Linked DNA regions of Homo sapiens: region 1 is linked to region 2. Evidence: read pairs that join two places in POLR2A ChIA-PET (ENCODE). Cell type or tissue: PC-9. All regions are shown on one strand. Links, peaks and the distances in the headings refer to the core of each region. The heading gives the core; the rest is flanking DNA.

Region 1 (6,974 bases), core at 1,051-6,050, 140 kb after region 2:
TAGCTGGGACTACAGGCCCCCACCACCACACCCAGCTAATTTTGTTTTTGTATTTTTAGTAGAGATGGGGTTTCACCGTGTTAGCCAGGATGGTCTCGATCTCCTAGCCTCGTGATACGCCCGCCTTGGCCTCCCAAAGTGCTGGGATTACAGGCGTGAGCCACCGCGCCTGGCCGTAGCCTTTTCTTTCAAAGGAAAAACTCCTTTAGGGCAAGGCCTAACCTCCAGCACCAGCTCAGGGAAGCAATAAAGCAGAAGTTTAAATTCCTCAAGCTCCAAGCTCACTTATGGGCTATGTGATTACAGGCAACATTTGTGCATGACTCGACAACCTCATTTTCCGGGCCTTAAAATGGCAAAGTACTCTGTACTTCTCCTACTTCTAAAGGCCATTGTGGGACCCAAACTAGATAATGTAGATGTAAGGCCTTTGAAAATCAAGTGTGGTTCTTATATAAGGATGTGCATCTGTGACATAACCTCAGGAGGTGTTTTTAGTTTTTGTTTTTGTTTTTGTTTTTTTGAGATGGAGTCTCGCTCTGCTGACCAAGCTGGAGTGTGGTGGAGAAGCTGGGATTACAGGTGTGCCCCACCACGCCCAGCTAATTTTTTTGAGACAGAGTCTCACTCTGTCCCCCAGGCAGTAGTGCAATGGCATGATCTTAGCTCACTGCAACCTCCACCTCCAGGGTTCAAGTGATTCTCCTGCCTCAGCCTCCCAAGCAGCTGGGATTACAGGTGTACACAACCATGCCCGGCTAATTTTTGTATTTTTAGTAGAGATGGAGTTTCACCATGTTGGCCTGAGTGGTTTGGAACTCCTGACCTCAAGTAATCTGCCCACCACGGCCTCCCAGTGTGCTGGGATTACAGGCATAAGCCACTGTACTCAGCCTCAGGAGGTTCTTGATTACATGTGCCCAAGGTGGTCAGATCACAGCTTGCTTTTATACATTCTAAGGAGACATGAGCCGTCAATCAACATATGCACGATGAACATTGGTTCAGTCTGGAAAGGCAGGACAACTTGAAGCCAAAAAAGGGAAGATTCCAAGCCGGGAGGAGTTTTCCAGGTCATAGGTAGATAACAGGCAAATGGTTGCATTCTTTTGAGTTTCTGATTGGCCTCTCCAAAGGAGGCAATCAGATATGCGTTTATCTCAGTCACCAGAGGGGTGACTTTGAATAGAATGGGAGACAGTTTGGCCCTGAGAAGTTTCCAGCTTGACTTTTCCCTTTAGCTTAGTAATTTACAGGCCCCAACATTTATTTTCCTTTAACACTACGTGTATTTTTTTTTTTGAGACGGAGTCTTGCTGTGTGGCCTAGGCTGGAGTGCAGTGGCGTGATCTTGGCTCACTGCAACCTCTGCCTCCAGGGTTCAAGTGATTCTGGTGCCTCAGCCTCCTGAGTAGCTGGGATTACAGCATGCATCACCACCATGACCAGCTAAATTTTTTTGTATTTTTAGTAGAGATGGGGGTTTCACCATGTTGGCCGTGCTGGTCTCAAACTCCTGACCTCAAGTGTTCCACCCACCTTGGCCTCCCAAAGTGCTGGGATTACAGGCATGAGCCACTGTGCAAAGCCAACACACTAGTTATATTTTAATTTCAGATAAACAATGAATAATTTTTAAGTATATCTCATGTCATATTTGGAATATATTTATACTAAGTACTGATTATTTAGCTGAAATTCAAACTTAACTTGGCATCCAGATTTTCTTTTAATTTTTAAATTTAATTTTTATTTTGTAGAGATAGAGGTCTCACTATGTTGCCCAGGCTGGTCTAGAACTCCTGGCCTCAAGTGATCCTCCTGCCTCAGCCTGCCAAAGGGCTGGGATTACAGACATGAGCCAGGGTCACCTGCTATTCTACATCTTTATTTGCTAAGTTTGACAACCCTATTCTAATGTCATGTAACAACAGCAATTAAAACAATAGCAAACACATATCTAATAGGTTTTGTTTTGTTTTGAGACAGAGTCTTGTTCTGTCGCCAGGCTGGAGTGCAGTGGCATGATCTTGGCTCACTGCAACCTCTGCCTCCCAGGTTCAAACGATTCTCCTGCCTCAGCCTCCTGAGTAACTGGGACTATAGGCGCATGCCACCATGCCCAGTTAATTTTTTGTATTTTTAGTAGAGACAGGGTTTCACCATGTTAGCCAGGATGGTCTCGATCTCCTGACCTTGTGATCTGCCCGCCTTGGCCTCCCAAAGTGCTGGGATTATAGGCATGAGCCACCGCGCCCAGCCTATATCTAGCAGTTATTAAATGAAGTGAATGTCCTTTGAGTTTTGCATCCATTAACTCCTTTAATATTTACAAGGAAGGTTTTTTTGTGTGTGGCTTTTTGTTTGTTTGTTTGTTTTTTGCTTTTGGCTTTATTTCTTTTCTTTTTTGTGTGTGTGAGATGGAGTCTTGCTCTGTCCTTCAGGCTGGAGTGCAGTGGCGTTATCTTGCCTCACTGCAACTTCTGCCTCCCAGGTTCAAGTGATTCTCCTGCCTCAGCCTCCTGAGTAGCTGGGACTACAGACACACACCACCATGTCTGGCTCATTTTTGTATTTTTGGTAGAGACAGGGTTTCACCATGTTGGCCAGACTGATCTTGAACTCCTGACCTCAAGTGATCCAACTGAAACCACCTTTGCAAAATTATGACTGAAACAGAGAGAGATCTAACTTAACTGACTCCATCTTGCTTCTAACCTCCAAGCTGTCCTTTTTCATTCCTGGGTGTAGGCTGAACTAACTTTGGGAGAAACTTAGTTTATACTTTATAGTTTAAACAAAGACCATAACAGCCCTTTCCGAAAGCAGACCTCCTTCTTGGCTGGGGACTAGATTGCCTTTGTAGGACTAACATTAGCCACAAGATTAGAAGTTATGGTTTAGGAGTCGTGCAGCTAGAGGCTGCAAGATTCTGACCCTCCCTAAACTTCTCCTAAGATTGGTGCCCAGCACTTTGAGAGGCCCAGGTGAGCTGATCACCTGAGGTCTGGAGTTCAAGACCAGCCTGGCCAACATGGCGAAACCCCGTCTCTACTGAAAATACAAAAAAATTAGCCCAGCGTGGTGGCGGGTGCCTGTAATCCCAGCTGCTCCCAGGAAAGAGAATCCCAGGCAAAAGAATCGCTTGAACCTGGGAGGCAGAGGTTGCAGTGAGCCGAGATTGTGCCACTGCACTCCAGCCTGGGCAACAGAGTGGGACTCCGTCTTGGAAAAAACTAATACAAAAATTAGCCAGGCGTGGTGGCGGGCACCTGTAGTCCCAGCTACTCGGGAGGCTGAGGCATGAGAATTGCTTTAACCCGGGAGGCGGAGGTTGCAGTGAGCTGAGATAGCGCCATTGCGCTCCAGCCTTGGTGAAAAAAAGAAAAAAAAGATCATTGCTTGAGATATTTTGCAGACCCTGCACTTGATGGATCACCTGGCACCACCCAGATCAATAAACTGGCTCATCTGATCTTGTGGCCCCCACCCAGGAACTGACTCAGCAAAAGAAGACAGCTCTGATTCCTAGGATTTCATCTCTGACCAACCAATCAGCACTCCTGGCTCACTGGCTTCCCCCTTCCCCCGCCCCACCAGGTTATCCTTAAAAACTCTGCTCTCTGAATGCTCCAGGAGTCTGAGTTGAGTAATAATAAAACTCTGGTCTTCCGGACAGCTGGCTCTGCATGAATTACTCTTTCTCTGTTGTAATTCCCGTCTTCATGAATTGGCTCTGTCTAGGCAGCGGGCAAGGTGAATTCCTTGGGTGGTTACACGACTGGCTAGGCTTCCCAAAGCGCTGGGATTTCAGGCGTGAGCCACCACGCCCGGTGTGTTTTGGCTTTATTTCATCAACAAGGAAACTGAGGTGGTAATTTGCCCAATGCCACACAGCCACTATGTGCAGGAACAAAAGTGCCCATGTGACTCCTATATAGCTCAGATTTCCTGCATAGTCATGATTTTAACTTTTCTGTTATCCTGACTAGTTCTATTGAACACTCCTTGCCAAGCCATGCAACTTTTGTTCTAAGTATGATCACCACACTCTGAAAATGACTATAGTTTCATGCAAAGTTGTGAAGCAGATACCCACCACCGCCTCGTTATTCCTCCTTTCTCTACCAAGTGTCCCTGCTGAAAAATCAACTGACAAAGGCAGATTAATAGAGAAAAGGCACACACATTTATTAACATGCACGGGGTATGGGTGGGGCGAATGACACAGTAATTACCCAATATCCCAGTGGGGCCCAGATAGTTGTATAGCCTTATTTCAGAGGGGAGGGAGAGATCAGAAAAACAGTAGTTCTGTTAAGGGGCAATAAATGATTACAAGGCAGAATGAACGGATAAGGGAACAGAGACTAACTTGTAAATGGTTCTCTTTGGAAACTGAATGAGCCTGAAAGACACACATTGTCTTGTAAAAGAATTTGTTCTGATGTGATTACATTCTTGGTCTTCCTTCCTGCAAAAGATCATAAGATAATAGACAGGGGGAGGAAGAACAATTGTTCTTGGAGGGTCCTTGGGTCTTTATGTAGATTGAGGAAGCCTCTTCTAACCCTGTTGATCTCTAGGGCATTTTATTCAAAACACTCATTATACCAGGGAGTCACATTTTGGGGTGAAGTTTCCTGTGTTCCTTCACTGGCCTTAACCCCAGTCAGTAGAGATGGATGAGGCAAAGATCTTCTGCTCCTACTGGAGTCCTTCCCAGCATACAGGCACCCCCCTCTGGACTCTGGCATCTGAGAAGGCATTAGTAATTGGAGAAAGTTCTGGGTACCCTCACGTCACACCAAGCCTTTACTCTGCCTACAATTAAGAACCTGGGCCAGGCATGGTGGCTCAAGGCTATAATCCCAGCACCTTGGGAGGCCAAGGCCTGGGGAGGGAAGGGGAGATAAGACCAGCCTGATTTCTATTAAAAAAACAAACAAAAACATGGGCAGGGCCCATGCCTGTAATCCCAGCACTTTGGGAGGCTGAGGTGGACCAATCACTTGAGGTCAGGAGTTCGAGACCATCTTTGCCAACGTGGTGAAACCCCATCTCTACTAAAAATACAAAAATTAGCTGGGCATGGTGGTGGGCGCCTGTAGTCCCAGCTACTCGGGAGGCTGAGGCAGAAGAACCACTTGAACCCAGGAGGCAAAGATTGCAGTGAGCCGAGATCGCACCTGCACCCCAGTCTGGGCGACAGAGCGAGATTCCATCCCACAAACACATACACATACACAACAACAATAGCAACAAAAATCACCTGGCTGTGTAGTGCTGGCACAGTAGGGTCCCTAATAAATAGTTTGGTAGGAAAGAAATGAACGAATTGCCCTTTTGCTGCATGTTTACCCCAGCACACTAAAGGAGAGATGGCTTTTGTTTCCTTTTAATACAACATGTTGTTATTTTTGTTTGGTATGGATGGTGAGCCAAGGCATAGTATTGCTGGGTAATTTTGATAACGTCAGAGATTGAGCACCTACTATATGCCAGACACTATTCTAGGTACTTGGGATACATCTCTGCAAAGATCCCAGTCCTCCAAGAGCCTGTAATCCTAGCACTTTGGGAGGCCAAGACAAGAGGATTGCTTGAGCCCAGGAGTTCGAGACCAGCTAGGACATCATGGCGAAACCCTGTCTCTACCAAAAATACAATAATTGGCTGGACGTAAGGGTGTGTGCCTGTGGTCTCAGCTACATGGAAGACTGAGGAAGGAGGATCGCATGAGCCCGAGAGGTGGGGATTGCAGTGAGCTGAGATTGCACCACTGCACTTAATCCTACACAACAGAGCGAGACCCTGTCTCAAAACAAACAAAACAAACAAAGAAACAAACAAAAACCCTGGCAGATTATTGATGAAAAGGCATACACATTTATTAATGTGCACAGGGAGAACAAGAGAGTGATGATCCCAACCCCTCAACGGGGAGGGCAAGCTCATATTCCATCTTGAGGTTACTGAAAGAATGGGGAACATATCCCAAAACAGGATATAAGGGTAAATCATATGGTGGCCAGCAGTTATGGGATGGAGAGAAGCAGAAGCCTGGCTAGCCACAGTGGTCTTGTTAGGTCATTGAAACCATGCAGGTAGCAGCCTTCAGAGACACAATAGGTAGTAAATGTTTCCTTCAGGCTTCAAACGTTGTCAGACTCTCAGCTAATGTTTCCTAGATCTGGGGAAGGGAGGGCTCCAAAGAAAGCCGGGCTGCCTCAGTGTAGATTTTCTCTGCAGATGCAAATCTTTCCCACAAAAGACAGCTTTCCTTCTATTCTTGTATTTCCAACCCTTCCAAAGAGGTATCTTATTTGTTTTTTTTCTTTTTTATTATGAAGTGGTATCTTAAAATACGTCAAAGAAGTTTAATTAATTAATTTATTTATTTTTGAGACAGAGTCTCACTCTGGTGTCCAGGTTGGAGTGCAGTGGCTTGATCTTGGCTCACTGCAACCTCCACCTCCCGGGTTCAAGAGATTCTCCTACCTCAGCCTCCCAAGTAGCTGGGACTACAGACGTGCGCCACCACACCCAGCTAATTTTTGAATTTTTAGTAGAGACAGGTTTTCACCATGTTGGCCAGGCTGGTCTCGATCTCTTGACTTCGTGATCCGCCCGCCTAGGCCTCTCAAAGTGCTGGGATTACAGGTGTGAGCCACCACACCCGGCCTGGATTACTTCTAAAACTATGAAAAGTAAAGTGTAGTTAATTTTTAATTTTGTTTAGAGATAAGGTCTCACTATATTGGCCAGGCTGGGATTACAGACACACGCCACCAAGCCCAGCTAATTTTTGTATTTTTAGTAGACACGGGGGTTTTTCTATGTTGCCTAGGCTGGTCTCGAACTCCTGACCTCATGCAATCCGCCCAACTCTGCCTCCCAAAGTGCTGGGATTACAGGCGTCAGCCACCACGCCTGGCCAGAAGTGTATATTTTGAGGTGAAGTGAAATATTTT
Region 2 (6,974 bases), core at 792-5,791:
ACCGTTAGCTCATTACCTCTCACTGCCTCTTGAATGTACCACTCTCACCTTAATGTGTCCAAAAGAGAACATATTATCATTACATTCTGTGGCCTCCTTATTTCCCTGGGTTAGCAAACCTTCACTCCTCTTTCTCATTTCAGAACATCCCAACATCTAGCCTGCTGCCGGGTCCGTCTTCTCCCTGGCTCCCACGTGAGTCCTGGTGCTCCTGTCCTAGCAGGCGGTCTTCATGCTGGGCAGGCTTTGCCTTGTTCTTTACTCCATGCACTGGCCTCCTCAGGAGCACTTTCCCTTCCCCAACTCTTGGAATCCAATGGAGTCTTTCTTGGCCACCAGGCGCTACCTCTTTGAAGCAGTCCCTGGCTCCCCTTTCGTTGTCCTCCTCCAAATTTCTCCAGTTTATATTTGTTTCATAACATTTGCCACCGTGTTCGAATGTATTCCTCCACCCAGTCTCTAATGGCGCTCCTGCACACCTCTGCGGTTAATTTTGAATACTGCCTTTCACCCTAGACACCATTCTGTTTTGGTTGTCCTAATTGTCTTTGAAAAAATAGATCTTCATGGATTCCTCTTGAGTTTTCTGTGAGTTTAAGGGCGTGTCAGGCATTCCCTGAACCAACCTTGTCTTTCCGTTTTGAACAATTGCAATCTTTTATTGCCATTTGGTTGATAGGGTTTATATCTTTTATCTCTAGCTTGAGGGCAGGGACCATTTTTTATACTTGTGTATTCCCAATAGCACCTCAAAGAGAACTGTCTCCAGCTTGCTGATTAATCATATTGATTAGTTTTAAACTGATCAATGCTGGCTCAGATTAACTAAATGAAATTATAGGCCAGGTGCAGTGGCTCATGCCTGTAATCCCAGCACTTTGGGAGGCCGAGGCAGGCGGATCATTTGAGGTCAGGAGTTCGAGACCAGCCTGACCAACATGGTGAAACCCCGTCTCTACTAAAAATACAAAAAAATTGGCCGGGCGTGGTGGCGCATGCCTGTAGTTCCAGCTACTAGGGAGGCTGAGGCAGGAGAATGCCTTGAACCTGGGAGGCAGAGGTTACCGTGAGCTGAGATCGCGCCACTGCACTCCAGCCTGGGTGACAGAGCAAGACTCCACCTCAAAAAAAAAAAAAAAAAAAAAGAAAGAAATTTTAGGCCAAAGGGGATTTCCCGTATCTTGAAAGTTAGCTAAATAAAAATGAGCACATTTCCAGGCATTGCACAACTTCTGAGTACAAAACACCAGGCACAGATAGGAAACAAACAGAAGTAGGGTCTCAGGTCAGGCAGAGCAAGCTGCGCTGGTCTGAGGGCGACCTCCGCCTTACTTTCACAGTTGGCACCATAGCCAGTGCAACTGAGGACTAACAGGTCACTGTGCACCCTGACTTCTGCTGCAAAGGGAAGGGGATCAGGTCACCTTCTAATTCCAAAACCAGCTTTTACAGATTATAACAGCACTTGTATGTTGGAGAGTAGTTTAGAGCTTACCCACACTTGCAAACAAATGAGGCTGTGTAAGCAGCCCTGCAGGTGAGTTGAGGACATGGTACTGTTATTACTAATTCATTAAGAATTAATGTATGCTGGCCAGGCACAGTGGCTTACACCTGTAATCCCAGCACTTTGGGAGGCCGAAGCTGTCAGATCACTTGAGGTCAAGTTCGAGACAAGCCTGGCCAACATGGTGAAACCCCATCTCTACTAAAAATACAAAAATTAGTTGGGCATGGTGGTACACGCCTGTAGTTCCAGCTACTCAGGAGGCCAAGGCAGGAAAATTGCTTGAACCACTCCAGCCTGGAGGACAAGAGTGAAACTCTGTCTTAAAAAAAAAAAAGAATTAATGTATGCTGGGCATGGTGGCTTACAGCTGTAATCCCAGCAGTTTGGGATGCTGAGGTGGGAAGATTGCATGAGCCCAGGAGTTAGAGACCAGCCCGCACAACAAATCAAAACCCTGTTTCTATGTCTCTACAAAAAAAAAAATTAGCCAGTTGTTGCAGTGCACGCCTTTGGTCCCAGCTAATTGGGAGGCTGAGGCAGGAGGACTGCTTGAGCTTGGGAGTTTGAGGCTGCAGTGAACTGTGATTGCACCACTGCAATCATCCTGGGTGACAGAGTAAGATCTCATCTCAAAAAAAAATAAATAAATAAAATTAAAAATAAAAATAGGCCGGGTGCAGTGACTCATACCTGTAATCCCAGCACTTAGGGAGGCCAAGGCAGGCAGGCAGGAGTTCGAGACCAGCCTGGCCAACATGGTGAAACCCCGTCTCTACCAAAAATACAAAAAAAATTAGCCAGGCATGGTGGTGTGCGCCTGTAGTCCCAGCTACTCGGGAGACTGAGGCACAAGAATTGCTTGAACTCTGGAGGTGGAGGTTGCAGTGAGCCAAGATTGTGCCACTGCACTCCAACCTGGGTGACAGAGCAAGAGTCCATCTCAAAAAACTAAACTAAACTAAAAATAAATAAATAAATATTTACAATAATATGTTAGAGCATTATTACTTATTAGTATTATTTGGCAGGGTTAAGTTCACCTTAGAATAATGGAAGACATTTGCTGAGCGCTTTTTCTGGGCTATGCACTGTGCTGAATGTTTTACAGGTGCAATTTCATCTAATCCTTACCAGTCTCTTAAAGTAAGTGCTACCATTATCACCATTTTACAGAGGCGAGAACTAAGGCTTAGAAATGTATCTTGATCGAGGTCCCGCAGCTCTCCAAGTTCACTGGAATTTAAACCTGGGTCTGTCTGATTCCAAACCCTTTGCTTTTAATCCTTATGATAAACCCTCTCTCAAGCTTTTTCTCAGAACCCGGGAGCAGCTGCAGGAGTAGCCTCAGCTCCATTCTCTTGTGCTGGCCCCAAGCAAGGGGATGGAAGATGACGTCTCCCTCTAAGATTGCTGCCTTTTGTCCAAATGTGCTGGCTGGGAGCCAGGCCTGGAAACTCTCTGCTCATGGAAAGAACAGAAGCCAGCAAAAGAGGGTGGGAAGAGTCTGAGGGGAGGAAAGGAAGAGGAGGACAGGAAGGCAAGAGGGAGAAAGGAGGTGGGAAAGAGGATTCTGCGGGTAGCACAGCTGGAGAGGGAGATGTGCCAGGAAGCAAGCAAACGAACGTGACCTACGGGTGCATTCCATTCAAGTGGGCTGTTCAGTGGTGCAGCGTGAGCCTCCAGCCCTGGGAGGCACAGGCCCCGAGGCTGTCCAGGTGCTCAGAGACCAGGACAGATCACACCGGGTGGTCCTTCCTCCCATTCTCAGGATTACTATCCAGTGAGGTCAGATCAAAACCAACAGCAGGAAAGCCTTCAGAGGGAAAAGAAGCCACAAAATGGCAGCCTGAGGGCTGCCTCTGGAAGTGGAGGATCTGGCCAGGCAGGGCCTCGGTGTCACAGCATGCATGGTGTGCAGGGGACGGAGAAGGGGAAGGGAGGAGACTGGGTGCTTGAATAAAATAAAATCATAACTATTTCCCAAGTTCCTAATCTGGATTGAGGAGTGGAAGGCCCGTACGGTGCCGTCAAGGTGGACCTGTAGGCGTTAGGCACCTGGACCCTGGAGTCAGACACCCTGACGCATTCAGCACCCACGCAGCCTTGGGAAAAGTTAATCCCTCCAGGCCTTAATGTCCACATCTGAGAAGGGGAGGCAATAGTAAGCTTACTGTGAACATTAAACTAAATGACCTGTGTAAAATCTTGCTTAGGGAATAGTAAGTGCTCAATTTGTATCAGCTGTTCATTCATCATTGCAGCTTAATTTGAGGTGTCAAAACATAAATATGTGAAACCTTCAATAAAAAATGTATAAATAACATTTGAAGCCAACCATACAAGACGTAACACAAGGTTATATACATTTTGTTAGAACATCAACTTTTTCTTCTTTTCTTATAAAAGAAGAAAAAGCATTCAGCAGGAGCCCATGGCTAATGTTTTTTGTTTTCGTTTTTTTGTTTGTTTTTGTTTTTTGTTTTTGTTTTTGAGGCGGAGTCTCGCTCTGTCTGGCAGGCTGGAGTGCAATGGCATGATCTCGGCTCACTGCAAACGCTGCCTCCTGCATTCAAGCAATTCTCCTGCCTCAGCATCCACAGAAGCTGAGTTTACAGGCACACGCCACCAGGTCCAGCTAATTTTTTTGTATTTTTAATAGAGACAGGGTTTCACCATGTTGGCCAGGCTAGTCTCAAACTCCTGACCTCAAGTGATCTGCCTGTCTCAGCCTCCCAAAGTGCCGGGATTACAGGCATGAGCCACAGCACCCAGACTGTTCTTTTTTTTTCTTTCTTGAAACGGAGTATCGTTCTGTCGCCCAGGCTGGAATGCAGTGGCGCGATCTCGGCTCACTGCAGCCTCTGTGTCCCGGGCTCAAGTGACTCTCCTGCCTCAGCCTCCTGAGTAGCTTGGATTACAGGCATGCACCACCACGCCCAGCTAATTTTTGTGTTTTTAGTAGAGACAGGGTTTCACCATGTTAGCCAGGCTGGTCTCCAACTCCTGACCTCAGATGATCCGCTTGCCTCGGCCTCCCAAAGTACTGGGATTACAGGCATGAGCCACCGTGCCTGGCCTCATGGCTAATGTTATCTGGTAGCTATAAGGCAAATGTGTTTTGTTTTTTGTTGTTTTTTAAAAAATCTCCAGGCTGGGCGTGGTGGTGCACGCCTGTCATTCCAGCTACTTGGGAGGCAGAAGCAGGAAGATTGCTGGACATAAGGTCGAAGCTGTATTCACATCACTGCGCTCCAGCCTTGGCAACAGAGAGAGATGCTGTCTCAAAAAGCAAAAAAAAAAAAACAAAAAAAAACAAAAAAAACAAAGAAAAACAAAATCTCTCAACAGCCTAATAATAACAAAGAACATTTCTCACTTCTAAAAAAAAAACAATCACCAGAAACACGAACTTCACAAATCTCTCTGGGTTTCTGAAGAAGTGGCTCTTCAGCTAAGAAAAAAAAAAGGAAAAGAAATGCCTTCAAGAACATGGAACGTGTAACTAGCAGATCCAGGTTCTCCTGTGACAGCTTCTCCATGGAAACCTGAGTCCCCTGAGGCAATGGAAAGGAGGGTGAGGAGGTGAATGAGCCCCAGACAGGGTAACAGGAGCCCTGGGTTCTGCTTCTACCTCTGCCACCATGTGGCCAGGTGACAGGCTAGGTGAGCCAAAACCCCCCTGGGCCACAGTGTTGTCACCTGCAGCCCTGGCGTCCCACCTGTTCCCTCCCTGTGTTGGTGTTGAGGGGCCTCTCTGTGCCAGGCGCTTTTCCAGTATCATTAAGTTTGTTGTTGTTGTTGTTGTGTTGTTGTTGTTGTTTTGCCTTTCCTCCTTGAATTTCCTCACTAGACTGGGACCTCTGAGAAGCACTGTCATTTACAGGCTGGGTTCCCAGTAACCCACTGGATCACAAGGGGAGAGCTGCTGAGGCCAGGAGGAGGATGTGGAAGGCTGGGTCAGCCAGCACAGGCGTCACTCCCAACAGGGTCCTGGGAGAAGGGGCTCAGCATTTCCTGAAGGCAGATGACTCTATAAATAGACCAGGGGATGGGAAAAGGATTCGATCATCCCATTCCTCCTGTCAGCTCAGCTCCTCCTTCTGCTCATCCGGACTCTGCAGCCTCTCGTAAATGTTTTTCACTCACATATGGCCCTGCCGGGGCGTTAGGTGTGGAAATAGGGATGTGAGATGGACTTTCTGCTAGATTGTAGATCCAAACAAGAACTGAAGAAGGTATACCTGCCATTTATTTTTAATTTCCCACAGAAATTTCTCCTTCATCCATGTCAATATAAGGCCAGAGTTTTTTCAGTAGGGTTTTATTGGAAGGAAGGAAGCAAGCGAGGAGGAAAATTATACACCTTTTGATACTGTGGCCTATTTAAATTCAAGGGTTCAGCAGATCTTCCTGTTGTGACACTTTCCATATGCTCTTTTTTTTTTTTTTTTCTAGACGGAGTCTTGCTCTGTCACCCAGGCTGTGGCATGATCTCGGCTCACTGCAACCTGTGCCTCCTGGGTGCAAGTGATTCTCCTGCCTCAGCCTCCCGAGTAGCTGGGATTACAGGCGCCCGCCACCATGCCTGGCTAATTTTTGTATTTTTAGTAGAGACGGGGTTTCACCATGTTGGCCAGGCTGGTCTCGAACTCCTGACCTCGTAATCTGCCCGCCTCGGCCTCCCAAAGTGCTGGGATTACAGGCGTGAACCACCGCACCCAGCCCTCCATACGCTCTTTAGGTCCTCAGAAAGGTTAGGTCTCCTGACTACAGCCTTACTAAGATGTTCCTAGCACCTTCAGTGTCATGACAGTCTCCTCTGGGAGGGAAAGGGACTTTTTTTTTTTTTTTTTTTTGGAGATAGAGCCTCGCTGTGTCGCCCAGGCTGGAGTGCGGTGGCATGATCTTGGCTCACTGCAACCTCTGCCTCCCGGGTTCAATCAATCCTTCTGCATCAGTCTCCCAAGTAGCTGGGATTGTAGGCACCCGCCACCACACCTGGCTAATTTTGGTTTTGCCATTTTGGCCAGACTGGTCTCGAACTCCTGAGTTCAGGTAATCTGCCCGCCTCAGCCTCCCAAAGTGCTGGGATTACAGGCGTGAGCCACCACACCCAGCCGGAGAGGGACTTCTTGAGGGCTGCTCTTGTGACCTCCATAATGCAGAGAATGATCAGTTCACACCAAACTTCCTGGGCCAGGCTAGAGGCAAACCTAATGGGGGCTTTAGTTTACTTAGCAGCCAAAGTTTACTCAGCTCCAGCCATATGGATACAGATTCGTGTTTAAAACGATCATAGGGGCCTGGCATGATGGCTCACGCCTGTAATCCCAGCACTTTGGAAGGCCAAGGCAGGCAGATCCCCTGAGTCCAGAAGTTCTAGACCAGCCTGGGCAACATAGCAAGACCCCATCTCCACATAAAAATAAGAAGAAGAAGAAGAAGAAGGAAAAAGTATTCAGTG

The links. Peaks named below come from ENCODE experiments on the same cell type or tissue, not always from the same donor. Only the 100,000 strongest peaks of a DNase experiment are listed, where the experiment ranks them.
Region 1: POLR2A ChIA-PET joins it to region 2 with 6 read pairs; 6 of 35 experiments call an interaction of 5 or more read pairs at or near these places.

The regions. Positions count from the first base shown.
Region 1 is chr7:140,482,580-140,489,553 of GRCh38, reverse strand. No RefSeq gene overlaps it. Among named protein-coding and RNA genes, the nearest start is that of MKRN1, 6.6 kb to the right of the region's middle. RefSeq lists an enhancer at 2,528-2,717. In PC-9, for the core only: no CTCF peak of the experiment used is centred there; a DNase peak (open chromatin) is centred at 3,833; H3K27ac peaks cover 2,228 bases.
Region 2 is chr7:140,622,708-140,629,681 of GRCh38, reverse strand. All of the region lies in intron 1 of DENND2A (DENN domain containing 2A), which reads left to right. Among named protein-coding and RNA genes, the nearest start is that of DENND2A, 15 kb to the left of the region's middle. RefSeq lists enhancers at 1,168-1,757, 1,758-2,349, 2,940-3,531, 4,122-4,713 and a silencer at 4,939-5,233. In PC-9, for the core only: CTCF peaks have their summits at 1,401 and 5,195 (motif pointing left); DNase peaks (open chromatin) are centred at 1,221, 1,531, 3,221 and 5,071; H3K27ac peaks cover 4,883 bases.